Linked DNA regions of Homo sapiens: region 2 is linked to region 1. The links are chromatin loops, found by intact Hi-C in ENCODE. Cell type or tissue: GM12878. All regions are shown on one strand. Each heading gives the region's core, and the rest is flanking DNA. Links, peaks and the distances in the headings are about the cores only.

Region 1 (5,000 bases), core at 1-5,000:
TTGTGATCTCAGTTCACTGCAAGCTCCGCCTCCCACGTTCAAGAGATTCTCTTGCCCTAGCCTCCCAAGTAGCTGGGATTACAGGAGCCCACCACTATGCTCAGCTAATTTTTGTATTTTTGGTAGAGACGAGGTTTCATCACATTGGGCCAGGCTGGTCTCAAACTCCTGACCTCAAATGATCCACCCACCTCGGCCTCCCAAATTGCTGGGATTACAGGTGTGAGCCACCGTGCCCAGCCAGGACCTTTTCAAATAAGGAAAAATTTAGACATCTGTTACCGACAGATTATTTCCCCAAAGGTTTCCTTTTAAAAACATCATTATTTAGGATAAGTTTAATAAAATCTGAAGCCTTGTTTTCCCCCTTAATCTTGGGATCTGAATCAGTGTGTCGTGTTCTTTTTATTTTTTATTTTTTGAGAGGGAGTCTCGCTGTGTCGCCTAGGCTGGAGTGCAGTGGTGCAATCTTGACTCATTGCAACCTCCACCTCCAGAGTTCAAGTGTTTCTCCTACCTCAGCCTCCCAAGTAGCTAGGACTACAGGTGTGTGCCACCACACCCAGATAATTTTTGTAATTTTAGTAAATAAGGGATTTCACCATGTTGGCCAGGCTGGTCTCAAACTCCTGACATCAGATGATCTGCCCACCTCAGCCTTCCAAAGTGCTGGGATTACAGGTGTGAGCCACCACACCCAGCCAAGTCTGACATATTGTAATATTTAACTGGCATGAATTATCTGCTTGTTTTCCCTATAACTAACTGTGAAGAGGGTTCACATGTAAACGACTGATCTGGCAAATGAATAAATGTACAAAGAAATCCTTTCTTTAAAACAAGTAAGTTTGTGCTCCACACACGGCCAAACTCTCATACAATAAATTAACTCTTCAGCAGCCTCCAAGCTAAAAAGCTGAAATCAAACCAATTAAGTTAAGCCCTAATGGGATCCCAATTTCCTACTTCTGATAGCAGAAGTTTAAATAAACCCCTCTTGTCTTATAAATGCAGCCATAAAAAAGAAGATCATGTCCTTTGCAGCAGGGACATGGATGGAACTGGAAGCCATTATCCTTAGCAAACTAACATGGGAAAAGAAAAGCAAATACCGCATGTTTTCACTTACAAGTGGGAGCTAAATGATGAGAACACATAGACATATAAGAGGGGAACAAAACACACTGGAGCCTATGGGAAAGTGGAGGGTGGGAGGAGGGAGAGGATCAGGAAAAATAACAGGTACTAGGCTAATACCTGGGTGAGGAAGTAATCTGTACAACAAACGCCCATGACACAAGTTTACCTATGTAACAAATCTGCACATGTAGCCCTCAACTTAAAAGCTAAAAAAACAAACAAACAAAAAAATACAAGCATAAAAACAAAGGCAGGCGGGGTGCAGTAGCTCACACCTGTTCTCCCAGCACTTTGGCAGGCCGGGGTAGGCAGATCACTTGAGCCCAGGAGTTTGACACCAGCCTGAGCAACATGGTGAAACTCCATCTCTACCAAAAACACAAAAATTAGCCAGGTGTGGTGGCGCACACCTGTAATACCAGCTACTTGGGAGGCTGAGGCAGGAGAATCACTTAAACCCGGGAGGCGGAGGTTGCAGTGGGCTGAGATTGCGCCACTGCACTCTAGCCTGGGCCAGAGTAAGAGGCTATCAAACAAACAAAAACAGCACAAAGGCAAAGGGACCTGACCCGTCTGCTTCCTACTCTCATCTCCTGCTATTCTTTACCCAGCACTTCACACTTCAATAATACATAACTACTTTCAGTCCCCCTCACACTCATAAACCTGACCCAGCCTCAACTTCACCCATCTCCTACCCATTCTTCACTTGGGTCATGCTTTGCTGGTAGGAGTATAAAAGCTGATATACCTCTCCAGAGGGTATTCTGGCAACATCTATCAAAATTACACAAACAGGCAAACCCCTTAACCCCAGCAGTTCTACTTCTAGGAATTTACTCTACAGATCTATGAAAAGACAATTGCTACAAGGTTATGCAGCATTGTTTGCAACAGCAAAGGATTGAAAGGTAAATGTCCATCAGCAGTAGGGGGGAAAAAGTATGGTGCAGTCATACAATGAAATACAATGCAAAATGAGGAAGTTCTTTACCTACCGACATTATATGGCCTACAGGAATGTATCGAAAGGGTCCAGAAAAAAATGGTAATGCTAGCTGCTTCCAGGAAGGGGAAAAGACTGGCTGGTGCAGAGGTGAGAGAAACTTCAATAAGTATTCTTTGTTCGTTTCAAATGTTAAATTAGCTAAATACATAGCCAGTCCAAAAATTATTTTTTTATGTTGTAAGGAAAAACAGATTGGCTCAAAACAGATATCATTTTCTCTAAGAAGCCTTTTTTGAAACACACTCACACATGCATACTTACACATTAGGTCAGATGCCCATCCTTGGTAGGATGTTACTTGCCATTAACACTGCTTAGCATTTGGTACTGAAGCTATCAATCTCCCTTACTGGACTACATAGTCCTCCAGGACCTCAGAACTCTTTATATCCCCCAGGATCTGATACAAGGAATTCAATAAACGTTTGTCAAAGTAAATATCTGAAATCAAGAATATCCTAGAAAATCAATAACTTTTAGTCACTGTAATGACAATTCATTATAGTCCACCTTCTAGTATAATTAGCTGTTTGTCCTTCTAATAGAATACAAATATCAGGCCCTTAAATAAATGACATATTGAATTTAACTAACAGGGTAACACCAAGAAACTGAACTGGCAAGTAAGCTAAAATAATTTACAAAAAAGGGACATTCACATAATCAGAAATTGATTTCAGTATTCCAAATGGCTACTTACCAGTTACAGTTTTTTTGGACATTCTCCCCATTGAACACACCATTCCTCAGAGTCCAACATCCACAAAATTAGCATGAACTATTTAGAGACCTACAGAAAACTCATAGCTAGCCAAGTGTTGCTCTCCACAGCTGCAGCTAAGTGCTCAGTGGCTCTGGGGCATGGATGGCATCCCATCTCCTTCCTCCGAAATTCCCTGCCTCCATTGATTGAACCAGAATCCTTGTTTCACTATTTCCCAACAGAACTCTCACTCGATGGCATCAATTACAAGAGGAAAAGATGGTTAATCACTATCTAAACTTAAAACATCTGTTTAAAAGTTTTTATTACAAGAGCTATCCAAAAACTGTTAGGGCACAGAAGGAAAACTAGAAAATCACTGAGGACCGGGACCGAATCTTACCTACCTTGGCAGCCCTATGGCACTTAGCGCAATCCCTGCATCTAACAGCTCCATAATACAGTTGTTAATGGTTTCACTTAGTGTAGGAAGTGGATTTTTATTTTATCTGTATTAATTTTTTTCAATGTATTTATGTATTACATAAAACAAAGTAAATATGAAAAAAGAGGGGACCTGTGTCTCTGTGTGTATTGTAGTAGTACTGGCCATTTTGCTATTCAGCTCTTGTATTAAATTGCTTCTCTTCTTTTTTGTATTAATTTATATTATTATGACTATTATTATTATCTTGTAGAGACAGGGTCTGTGTTGGCCCAGTGTGGTCTCAAACTCCTGGACTCAAGCAATTTTCCCACTGTGGCCTCTCAAAATGCTGGGATTATAGGCTTGAGCCACCATACCCAGCCCCTTCTATTTCTTTTCTTTTTTTATTTTTATTTTTTTTGAGACAGTCTTACTCTGTCCCCTAGGTTGGAGTGCAGTGGCACGATTTCAGCTCACTGCAACTTCCACCTTCTGGGTTCAAGCAATTCTCCTGCCTCAGCCTCCCTAATAGCTAGGATTACAGGCGTGCGCCACCAGTCTGGCTAATTTTCATACTTATAGTAGAGACAGGGTTTCCCCATGCTGGCCAGGCTGGTCTTGAACTCCTGATATCAAGTGATCCATGTGCCTCAGCCTCCCAAAGTGTTAGGATTACAAGCCTAAGCCACCACACCTGACCCCTTCCATTTCTTTCTTTTTTTTTTTGAAACAAGAGTTTCGCTCTTGTTGCCCAGGCTGGAGTGCAATGGCGCGATCTCGGCTCACTGCAACCTCCGCCTCCCAGGTTCAAGTAATTCTCCTGCCTCAGCCTCCTGAGCAGCTGGGATTACAGGCATGCACCACCACGCCTGGCTAATTTTGTATTTTCAGCAGAGATGGGGGTTTCTCCATGTTGAGGCTGGTCTCGAACTCCTGACCTCCAGTGATTCACCCGCCTCGGCCTCCCTAAGTGCTGGGATTACAGGCGTGAGCCACTGCACCCGGCCGACCCCTTCTATTTCTATTCAACCATTTTTTTTCTGCAAACTTGTTCCCATAAACAACTATGGAAACCACTACAAATGGAGAGTACTATAAAATTAATCATGAGGTAACATACAGTGTTCAAAACATCCTTTAACAGTCCCTCAACTGATTCTCACCTTTTCAGGTAGACAGGTGAAAAGATGAAATTAACTCAAAATTCAAATATGAATTGTTCAAGACTGCACTGCTTATGAATTTGAGGTAAAAGAAAGGACTGGGATGACACCCATATCTTCCTCTATTACACCTCTACTTAAAAGAGAGACAGAATGTCCCCTCACAGCTCCAAATCCAAAAAGCCACACTCTCACATTCTAGCCGTGTGACAGTGAGTAAATCACCTGATTACCCGAACCAATCTCCTTATACAAGTTAAGAGGATGAAGACACTTCTACCTACCTTAATTGCTATAAAAATTAGATATGTGAAAATTGTTCTGATACACAAATGGTAGTTACCATTATTTCTGCAAATGATGTGTAAATAAGAACTGCACTAACCCCAAAAGAATATAAATAGCAAGGGACCCTACATTCTAAAACAAGTAACAGAGAGTATTCCTTTCATTGTAGAAATGAGATGACCAAAATTGATTTCACCCAGATATAGTGCTTCCTTAACAATTAATTCTAAAACAAAACAAAACAAAAATACCAACAAGCAAGTGAAACTG
Region 2 (11,359 bases), core at 3,607-8,606, 640 kb before region 1:
ATATAAAATTCTAGGCCAGGCATGGTGGCTCATGCCTATAACTCCAGTGCTGTGGGAGGCCAAGGAAGGAGGATTGCCTGAGTGCAAGAGATTGAGGCTGAAGTGAGCTATCATTGCACCACTGAACTCCAGCCTGGATGACAGAGCAAGACTCTGCCTCTAAAAGCAAGAAAGAAAGAAAGAAAGAAGAAAGAAAGAAAGAAGGAAAGAAGGAAGGAAGGAAGGAAGGAAGGAAGGAAGGAAGGAAGGAAGGAAAGGAAGGAAGGAAGGAAGGAAGGAATTCTAAAGATTGATCCCATAAATATGTACAATTATTAGATATCAAAGAAAAAGTAAAAAGAAAAAGAAAAAATTCTATAAATTGTTGTTGGTTACCTAGATGTATAAATTTGTCAAAAGTCACCAAGACACACTTGAAATTGGTGCATTTTATTGTATATAGATTATCCTTGATAAAGGTAATTTTAAAACATATTTATATAAGTGAGTGCTGAGGCCAGGTGCTGTGGCTCACACCTGTAATGCCAACACTTTGGGAGGCTGAGGCGGGAGGATGACTTGAGGCCAGGAGTTTGAGACCAGCCTGGGCAACATGGTGAAATCCTGTCTCTATTAAAATTTCAAAAATTAGCCGGGTGTGGTGATGCATGCCTGTAATCTCAGCTACTTGGGAGGCTGAGGTGGGAGGATGGCTTCGGCCCAGGAGGCAGAGGTTGCAGTGAGCTGAGATTGTGCCACTGCATGCCAGCCTGAGTGACAGAGCCAGGCTCTGTCTCTAAATAAATAGAGGGCTGAGATATTGTGATAATAATCATAATACTGATCTTTCAGGATAAAGTCGAATCCCTCTTTAGTTGGACTTCTAACTGGTCCTGCTGCCCCATCTCTCACTGTGTCCCTTTCCTATAATATAGTTTGGCATAGCAAATTAATTGCAGTTCCCTAAAAATTCCAACCTGTTTTCCTGCCTCTGAGTCTTTACACATGCTGCTCCCTCTGCCCATCATAGTCTACCAGGCAAACAGCTCTTCTTTTAGGACTCAGCTCTAGCACCATCTGTCCTGCCTTTTTAGATTCCTTCAGGTAGAATGTACTAACCCCTCCTTTTCTTTGCGGCATACCCTGAACATTCGATTGCACGTAGGTGGGAAAGAAGTTTCTTCCACAGAAATAAGCTTAAGGGTGTTTGAAACATTTGAAAAATTGAGATTGTGCCAAAATTCCTTAAGTGTGTACTGTGTGTCTGAAACAGTGTGAGATGTTTTCATCTCCTGGTCGGGACTATTTGTTCAGCAACATTTTGCATTTCTCAAGCATCTCAAATATTATCCCACATTTTTTAAATTATGAAGAACTTTCCTGCTCTTCATAAACTCATATGTAATTCAAGGGAAGTATGTATTTCATGTGTATTAAACCCACATGTGTTTCAAGGGAAATTTAATCCCTGTTTGATTAATTCCCTCTGTCCGTCACGGTTTTACTTTTAAGAGCTATTTGATGTTCAAGAAGCCATTAGAACCCCCATAACGTCCATTTCCGAGAAAAGTGATGTGGGTAAAATTAAGCAAAACCAAATATTAACAAAATAGTTAAGTATTAAGCAGAATCCTAATGAGGAACATTACACTATCCTGTTTTTACTTTTCAGACTCCAATAAATCAGTGATGACTGGAGAGGCCCTCACATGTTTATTGCATATTTTATCCCAAGGGACTCTGAGGAGTTGAGAGAAGGAATAGTTTAACGCCATTCTGTTTCCAGCAATATTTCAGTCTAGATTTTCTGAAAACCCTCAGCCACAAGATGCCTAAAATTGAGGACTAAAATATCGTAAACATTATTTTAAATGCATATTGCTCTCCGAAGAAAGTAAAAGTCTAGGATTGATCTCTCTCTCTTCCTCTCTCTTTGTCTCTCTCTCTCTTTCCAGAGACTAAAAATAAAGAGGGATCTAGGCCAGGCACGGTGGCTCATGCCTGTAATCCCAGCACTTTGGGAGGCCAAGGTGGGTGGATCACCTGAGGTCAGGAATTTGAGACCAGTCTGGCCAACATGGTGAAACCCCATCTCTACTAAAGATACAAAAATTAGCCAGGCGTGGTAGAGTACACCTGTAGTCCCAGCTACTCAGGAAGCTGAGGCAGGAGAATCACTTTAACCCAGGAGGCAGAGGTTACAGTGAGCTGAGATCACGCCATTGCCATTGCACTACAGCCTGGGGGACGGAGAGAGACTCCATCTTAAGAAAAAAAAAAAAAGGCGCTAAAACTGGAAGATAAACACAAATTGATCCTAATCCTATAGATAAGGGAGTGGAGAAGATTGCTTATCTCAGAAATCAAGGACCTGGTATTCTGACAGACACACAGTAATAGAAAATGAAGCAGGATATTAGAACTCAAAAGTCCAGGGAAAACTTGGACCTTAGTCAAAAAATGAACTAGTTTTTCCACCATCATAGAGAAATAATGAGGAAGTATGCCTTGTTCTGCATAAAAAATTTTTAAAAAGGCTTCCTTAAGAATGTATAACCATAGGCCCACCCTCAGGTGGATTTGAGGATCATATTTACACTAACCACATGTTTTTAGAACCTTCAAGCCAAAAAATTAAAGTAAAAAATTAGTCCTACGTTGAGGTATTTGACAAGAGCAAATACTCAATCTCTCTGGAAAGACATAGCCCCAACCCAGATCACACAAAATTCACAGAAAAAGCCCTGCCAAACATAAGCTCTTAAAAATTATAAAATGTGGCCAGGCACAGTGGCTCACACCTGTAATCCCAGCACTTTGGGAGGCCAAGGCAGGCGGTTCACAAGGTCAGGAGTTCGAGACCAGCCTGGCCAACGTGGCAAAACCCCGTCTCTACTAAAAAAAAGTATAAAAATTAGCTGGGCATGGTGGTGGGCGTCTGTAATTCCAGCTACTCGGGAGGCTGAGGCAGGAGAATTTCTTGAACCTGGGAGGTGGAGGTTGCACTGAGCCAAGATCGCGCCACCGCACTCCAGCCTGGGCGACAGAGCGAGACTCCGTCTCAAAAAAAAAAAAAAAAAAAAAAAAAGAAAATTATAAAATGCCACCATCACTACTAGCACTACTAGCCACTCCAATCTTTCTTTCTTTTTTATTTATTTATATTTTTATCCTGGGTACTTGCAACCCAGGATAACTGGAAAAGACATTAGAAAAGGTATCCGTATCATAGTTTCAAAATTCTTTTCCATAATTTAAAATCTCAAAGTCATGCTCTGTTAAATTAAGTAATACATAATCATAAAACATCTGAGTCATTTCTAGGTAAGTTAAAATACTGAAACATTAATTATTAAACATAAGTTTAAGTTTATATACTTTGACTTTTATATGGTATGGAAATAACTAATATATTTAGATGTTAATAAACAAAAATTTAAGGCTAAAAATTACAAAATGTTTTTCATCTACAAATACTAGTATACAACAGTTCAAAATTACTTACTTCCCAGGTTTTTCACCAGAAATTAGGGTTACTAAGAGTTAAAATTATAGTTAATATATGTAATGAAAACTGCTAGATATAAAAGAAACAATTCTATATAGACAGCATATAAAGAAAGAAGGATGTGTTTCTTATTTTAAAAAAAGTTAAAAAGAGGCTGGGTGCAGTGCCTCACGCCTATAATCCCAGCACTTTGGAAAGCCGAGGTGGGTGGGTCACCTGAGGTCAGGAGTTTGAGACCAGCCTGGGCAACATGGTGAAACCCATCTCTACTAAAAATAGAAAAATTAGCTGCGTGTGGTGGTGCGTGCCTGTAATCCCAGCTACTCGAGAGGCTGAAGCAAGAGACTCGCTTGAACCCAGGAGGTGGAGGTTGCAGTGAGCAAGGTTGTGCCACTGCACTCCAGCCTGGGCAACAGAGCAAGACTCCATCCCAAAAAGAAAAATAAACAAATAAAAATTTTAAAAAGAGATAGAGTAATTTTTTCTTTCACATGACAAAATACCGTGTGTGGTCAAAATGATGAAGAAGAAAGAAAGTAAATTTTTGCCCTAAGCTAGAATACTCCCACCCCACAAAAGAAATGTACAAAACTGAAGGTTTAGACAAGTTGTAAATGGTTTGGGAAAGATTAGTCTGATGAAAGAAATTTTGTGTGTGATCAAGTTAGCTAAAATTAAAAGAAAATTATTTGTAAATTTTAGTAAAAATTGAACACTAATTCAAAAGCACACTGACACAAGGCCAGAGTTGGGGTCCCTATTTGAAGCAACAGGGCGTTCTTGAACATTGATTTGCTCTTTAAGAAAAATTGTAGGGCCAGGCGCGGTGGCTCATGCCTGTAATCCCAGCACTTTGGGAGGCCGAGGCAGGCGGATCACGAGGTCAGGAGATTGAGACCATCCTGGCTAACACTGTGAAACGCCATCTCTACTAAAAAAAAATACAAAAAATTAGCCAGGCGTGGTGGTGGGTGCCTGTAGTCCCAGCTACTTGGGAGGCTGAGGCAGGAGAATGTCATGAACCCAGGAGGTGAAGCTTGCAGTGAGCCGAGATCATGCTACTGCACTCCAGCCTGGGTGACAGAGTGAGACTGTCTCAATTAAAAACAAAACAAAGCAAAACAAAAATTGTAAAACGTTTTTCTTTACCTTCCTAGTAACTGGCCTAGGAAATAGAGATTCCATTTTGTGTTTCATCAATTTCTGTGCTTTGTGCCTTTAAGATCTTTTGTCACTTTGGTTTCATTTCATAGTGACCTGTGGCCTCATTTTGATCAAGCGTTTTAAACCTTTGATATTTGACAAGCTACTCAAAATTAAATTTCAATTTTTTTTTTAATTTTTATTTTTTGGCGATGGAGTCTCACTCTGTGGCCCAGGCTGGAGTGCAGTGGCGCAATCTCGGCTCACTGCAACCTCTGCTCCTGGGTTCAAGCGATTCTCCTGCCTCAGCCTCCCGAGTAGCTGGGACTACAGGCACGCACCACTGCGCCCAGCTAGTTTTTGTATTTTTTTTTTAAAAGACAGGGTTTCACCATGTTGGCCAGGCTGGTCCTGAACTCCTGACCTCGTGATCCGCCCGCCTCGGCCTCCTAAAGTGCTGGGATTACAGGCATGAGCCACCGCGCCTGGCTCAAATTTTAAAATCAATTATTTTTTACCCAGACGTAGACATAACAGGAACCCCTAAGGTCTGAGAAAGACATATTAGGCTTATTTGGTATGCTAAAATCACACAGGAAGCATTGTCACATTTTAAAATGGTGTTTAACTTTGAGTTGTATTTATATAAATGTATTATTAATATTAAATTAATATTAATAACACATTATATATGTTAATATTAATGTGTTTCCAAATCATATCATATTTCTAAATTCTGACATGTCTTAGTATATATTATCACAGTCATAATTATGGTTATTATATTAAATTGTTTTATGCCACACAAATAACCAAATTTCTTTGCCAATTGCATCTTTAATTATGGCTACCCTAAGTTTTTGTAGTCCACAGTTATTGTCTTTTTTTTTGAAACAGGGTTTCATGGCATGATCAGGACTCACTCTCACTGCAGTCTTGACCTCCTGGGCTCATACAATCATCCTGCCTCAGTCCCCTGAGTGGCTGGGACTACAGGTGTGCACCACTATAGCCAGCTAATTTTTAAAAAAAATTTTAGTAGAGATGAGGTCTCACTATGTTGCTTAGGCTGGTCTCGAACTCCTGAGCTCAAGCGATCCCCCTACTTTGGCCTACCAAAGTGCTGGGATTACAGGCGTGAAGCACTGTACCTGGCTCACATTGTCTTAAATCCTTCTTATAATAGGCCTAAGTACCTAGCTCCTCTTTATAGTTATTCTTGTCTGCATTAACAAATGTTTTACCAGTTCTCTAACCCAGATTTTGATCACATGACACGTCTAGGTTTTTGTTTTTGTTTTTCAGAGATGGGACTCACTATACTGCCCAGGCTGGTTTCAAACTCCTAGGCTCAAGTGATCCTCCAGCCTCAGTCTCCCAAAGTGCTAGGATTACGGGCATGAGCCACCACACTCAGCCTGCTTCCAGATCTTATCCATAGACTTAACCAGTACTACCAAACGTCAATAAGAGACACTGATAAGGATCTAACAGGTGCCTGCTTGTCCTTCTCACCCTGCTTGGTCCAAATTGTTTAAACTGGCCATAAGTCTCTCAGCCACGTGAGTCCCACTGAGGGACTAGATGGACCCACCCTAGCAACAATAAGGGACATAGCATAAGTTGGTCATCAGTGCTGCCTACAACAGGTTTCAACTAAAAGGAGGAAATGTTGAATTATGCCCCCAGTTAACAGACAAGATGGACTCCTTGTGGTTCAAAAGTAAAAGCAGACCCAAGAGGCCATGGCAGGGCAAGGGAGTGCTCATGTTCTCTGTGACCTTAGAAAGCACCGCAAAACCTGGTTTTCTGCAACCAAGTCAAAGAACAATGCCTGGAAACAACTATAGCTGGGAATTTCCCAACTGACCCCCAAGAGACCACCTGGTGCCAACCAACTAACCACCTGAAACAAGCCTATTAAGAGAGACTGGTGATTTTGGGCTTAAAGGCCATCCAATCAAGACTCTGTTCCTCATTCTCCTGATTACCCTCACCTACCATGCAGGTTTTGTGTATATAATCTCTAACTCTTCACCCACCCCAAAACTTCAGAGCACATTTTCAGTTTGCATGGAAGGCTACATCTCCTTAGTCTGCAGATTGCTTTGATAGATTGATTGATTGATTGGAGACTGAGTCCCGCTCTGTTGCCCAGGCTGGAGTGCAATGGCGTGATCTCAGCTCACTGCAACCTCCGCCTCCCGGGTTCAAGCGATTCTCCTGCCTCAGGCTCCCGAGTAGCTGGTGTCAGGCCTCTGAGCCCAGGCCAGGCCATCGCATCCCCTGTGACTTGCACGTATATATCCAGATGGCCTAAAGTAACTGAAGATCCACAAAAGAAGTAAAAACAGCCTTAACTGATGACATTCCACCATTGTGATTTGTTCCTGCCCCACCCTAACTGATCAATGTACTTTGTAATCTCCCCCACCCTTAAGAAGGTTCTTTGTAATTCTCCCCACCCTTGAGAATGTACTTTGTGAGATCCACCCCTGCCCACCAGAGAAAAACCCCCTTTGACTGTAATTTTCCATTACCTTCCCAAATGCTATAAAACGGCCTCACCCCTATCTCCCTTTGCTGACTCTCTTTTCGGACTCAGCCCGCCTGCACCCAGGTGAAATAAACAGCCATGTTGCTCACACAAAGCCTGTTTGGTGGTCTCTTCACACGGACGCGCATGAAAGCTGGGATTACAGGTGTGTGCCACCAGGCCTGGCTAAGTTTTATACTTTTAGTAGTGATGGGGTTTCACCATATTGGCCAGGCTGGTCTCGAACTCCCGACCTCAGGTGATCTACCTGCCTTGGCCTCCCAGTGCTGGGATTACAGGTGTGAGCCACAGCGCCTGGCCAGCAGATTGGTTTTAGAAAATAAAGTTCTCCTTTTTCCTCTGCAGAGTTCATGGTCTTTTATTAAACATGCATAATAAAAATTGTGGAGGACTTTCATTTTTTGTTTCTGGAATGTTTCATTTTTTTTTTAGCCATTATTTCCTTCGTAACCAGAAAATATAAATTTCTATTTAAAAATACTAGGTGCTTTTTTCTTCAAGATGGCAGATTAAAAGCTTTCAGCATGCATTAGCCACTTGGAAACAACAAAACAGCACATAAAGACCAACTATGAGAGCTTTAATTCAAGAAGGAAGACAGGAATTCACTGAAATGGTAAACAATAACCCAGACCCTGGGGAGGAGAAGGTGGACAAGCAGCCTCCGTGGTGGTGTTTGGCTGATAAATGTGAGTGAAGCTCCAGTATATGACAGGGGCAGTCGGTCTCCCTCTATGACTCACCTTTCCTCTACGGATCTGTGCAACCCAGGCCACGGAAAAACACTCGTTTCTCCCAAGCCCTGGGAGACAGAGAAAGGGAAAGATACTGGGAAAAGTGCAGACAGTTTCCCAGATCTGGGGCCAAGAGGAGGATGCCATTTTTATTTTTATTTTTATTTTTTGAGACGGAGTCTCGCTCTGTTGCCCAGGCTGGAGTGCAGTGGCACTATCTCGGCTCACTGCAAGCTCCGCCTCCTGGGTTCACGCCATTCTCCTGCCTCAGCCTCCCGAGTAGCTGGAACTACAGGGGCCCGCCACCACGCCCGGCTAATTTTTTGTATTTTTTTTTTAGTAGAGACGGGGTTTCACCGTGTTAGCCAGGATGGTCTCGATCTCCTGACCTCGTGATCCGCCCGCCTCGGCCTCCCAAAGTGCTGGGATTAGAGGATGCCATTTTTAATCCAGGCTCATACAAAGCCAGACATTGTTTGGCAACCTGGCAGTGGCAGCCACAGCAGGCATTTTAGTCTCACGCTAGAGATTAGAGTGCTTGCTCTGGAATGGGGGAAGGGCCCACAGCCAGAATTGGTCACTGAGTGTGAAGAGTGCCCCAGCCATAAACACTGAATTAGGCTGTCTCCCATCATAGGACTGGAGTGAGAGGAGAGTTGCTGAAGCTGAAGTTTCTCACCAGTGGTGAGACTTGCAGCTAGGGACAGCTTTGTGACCTGGAACCAGTCTGCATGTGTCATTGCTTAGTGCCCTAACCTGCTCCCTTGGTCAGTTGGGGTATAGTGTCCCACCAGCTCCAAGAAGCAGAAGAGAGGGGCAGACCCTACGCCCCTGGAGATCTAACCCTTGGTGCAGTCCATCCCTATGGGAGGGGGAACATGGCCTGCCAAAGCCCCCCTTGGGTCACAGGAAATGCAAGCTCAGCACCAGTTGCTGAAGGCAGTACCACCAAAGCCCATAAATAGACATAGAGAGAAGGTCATCTCTCTCCCCTTACCCTTGTCCTCAGTGCACTGTTGTGGACTTGACAGTGGCTGTTCCCAACAGGGCTGGGGAGCATGGGCTTACAGAAACCACTTCTTGGGCTTCTCCGGCAGCTTCACCTTCACTGAAGGTGAATACCCTGAAGGAAAGTGCTTTTTGTGATTGACTCTCCATTGCTTCCACCCGCACACCTCCCTGATGGCTCTTACTCTTAAACACCATCTACTGGACGGCAACTGAATTATACCACTGAACAAAAGTGCATGCATCACTACAACAAATAATGTTTCAGAAAGCCACTGCATGAACTTATCTACAACCAAGGAACCTGTACAGAACCTTGGCACCCTGAAAACACCCAGAAATAAAGCCAATCAATCATAGACAACATACACCACAGTCATGCCAACAAGGGAAAAAAAGAATAAAAAATCAAGAAGCCACCAGGTGCAGTGGCTCATGCCTGTAATCCATCCTAGCACTTTGGGAGGTCGAGGCAGGTGGATCACCTGAGGTCAGGAGTTTGAGACCAGCCTGACCAACATGGCGAAGCCCCATCTCTACTAAAAATACAAAAATTAACCGGGCATGGTGGCAGGTGCCTGTAATCCCAGCTACTCGGGAGGCTGAGGCAGGAGAATTGCTTGAACTGGGGGGGTGGGGGAGGGGGGCAGAGGTTGCAGTGAGCCGAGATCACACCACTTCATTCCAACCTGGGTGAAAGAGCAAAACTCTGTCTCAAAAAAATAATAATAAATAATAATAATAATCAAGAAGCCCCATCCAAATGATAGCAAATTCAAAAAAAGGAAGTGTCAGTTCCTTCAGATGAGAAGGAACCAGGGCAAGAACTCCAGGAAAACAAAAAGCCAAAGTGTTTAGCCAAAGGACCCCATTGTGTCTCAAGCAATGGATCCTAACAGATATAGAATTTAGAATATGAATGGCAAAGAAACTCAATAAGATCAAAGAGAAAGTTGAAATCCAACACAGGGAAGTCAGAAGAACTATCAAAGATTTGAAAGATAACACAGCTGTATTAAGAATGAATGAAGCAATTTCTCGAATTAAAAATTCACTAACAGAATTTCAAAATATAGCTAGAAGCCTTAACAACACACTATACTAAGTAGAAGAAAGAATTTCAGAGCTCAAAGACTGGTCCTTTGAATCAACCCAGTCAGACAAAAATAAAGATAAAAAAATTTAAAAAAAAATGAACAAAGCCATCAATAAATATGGGATTATATAAAGTGACCAAATTTATGACTTACTGGAATTTCTGAGAGAGAAGCACAAGTAAGCAACTTGAAAAATATATTCAAGGATATAATTCAGGAAAATTTTCCCAATCTGGCTAGAGAGTTCAATATGCAGATACAAGAAATCTAGAGAATTCCTGTGAGATAGTATGCAAGATGACCATCCTCAAGGTCCATAGTCATCAGAGTATCCAGGGTTAATGTGAAAGAAAAAATCTTAAAGGCAACTAGAGAAAAGCATCATATTAGACTAAAAATGAATTTCTCAGCAAAGACTTACAAACAAAAAGAGACTGGGGGCCCATTTTTAGGATTTTTTTTTTTTTCAGGTAGAGACAGGATCTTGCTCTGTTGCCCAGGCTAGAATACAGTTGTGCAATCATAGCTCACTGCAGCCTCAAACTCCTAGGCTCAAGTGATCCTCCTACGTCAGCTTCCTTAGTTGCTGGGATGACAGGTGCATGCCACAATGCCTGGCTAATCTTTTTTAACTCTTTGTAGAGACAGGGTCTCGCTTTGTTGCCCAGACTAGTTTTGAACTCCTGGCCTCAAGCAATCCTCTTCATAAATGAAGGAGAAATAAGGTCTTTCCCAGACAAATAATTGCTATGAGAATTTGTCACCACGAGACCAGTCCTACAAGAGATGCTTAAGGGAGTTCTAACTGCAGAAACTAAAGAATGATGCTTGCTACCACAAAAGCACATAGCCCACAGACTCTGTAAAGCAATTACACAATCAAGATTATAAAGCAATTAGATAACAACACTACAATGGCAACAAAACTTAACATATCAATATTAACCTTGAAGTAAATGGTCTAAGCACTCCACTTAAAAGACATAGAGTGGCAGCCAGGTGCAGTGGCTGATACCTGTAATCCCAGCACTTTGGGAGGCCAATGTGGGCGGATTATGAGGTCAGGAGATCGAGACCATCCTGGCTAACATGGTGAAACCCCGTCTCTACTAAAAATACAAAAATTAGCAAGGTGTGGTGGCACGCACCTATAGTCCCAGCTACTCAGGAGGCTGAGGCAGGAAAATCACTTGAACCCGGGAGGCGGAGGTTGCACTGAGCTGAGATCGTGCCATTGAACTCCAGCCTGGGCAACAAGAGCGAAGCTCTGTCTCAGAAAAAAAAAAAAAAAAAAAAAAAGATATAAACTGGCAAGTTGGATTAAAAAAAACAA

What was found. Hi-C counts contacts between places; a loop is a spot of excess contacts. Peaks named below come from ENCODE experiments on the same cell type or tissue, not always from the same donor. Only the 100,000 strongest peaks of a DNase experiment are listed, where the experiment ranks them.
Region 2: it touches region 1 in a loop (9-fold over the local background); 1 of 110 quality-filtered maps calls a loop at or near these places.

What each region holds. Positions count from the first base shown.
Region 1 is chr20:33,504,788-33,509,787 of GRCh38, reverse strand. All of the region lies in intron 1 of CBFA2T2 (CBFA2/RUNX1 partner transcriptional co-repressor 2), which reads right to left. Among named protein-coding and RNA genes, the nearest start is that of CBFA2T2, 17 kb to the right of the region's middle. In GM12878, for the core only: no CTCF peak of the experiment used is centred there; no DNase peak of the experiment used is centred there.
Region 2 is chr20:34,140,701-34,152,059 of GRCh38, reverse strand. No RefSeq gene overlaps it. Among named protein-coding and RNA genes, the nearest start is that of EIF2S2, 34 kb to the right of the region's middle. RefSeq lists an enhancer at 8,151-8,651. In GM12878, for the core only: no CTCF peak of the experiment used is centred there; a DNase peak (open chromatin) is centred at 6,349.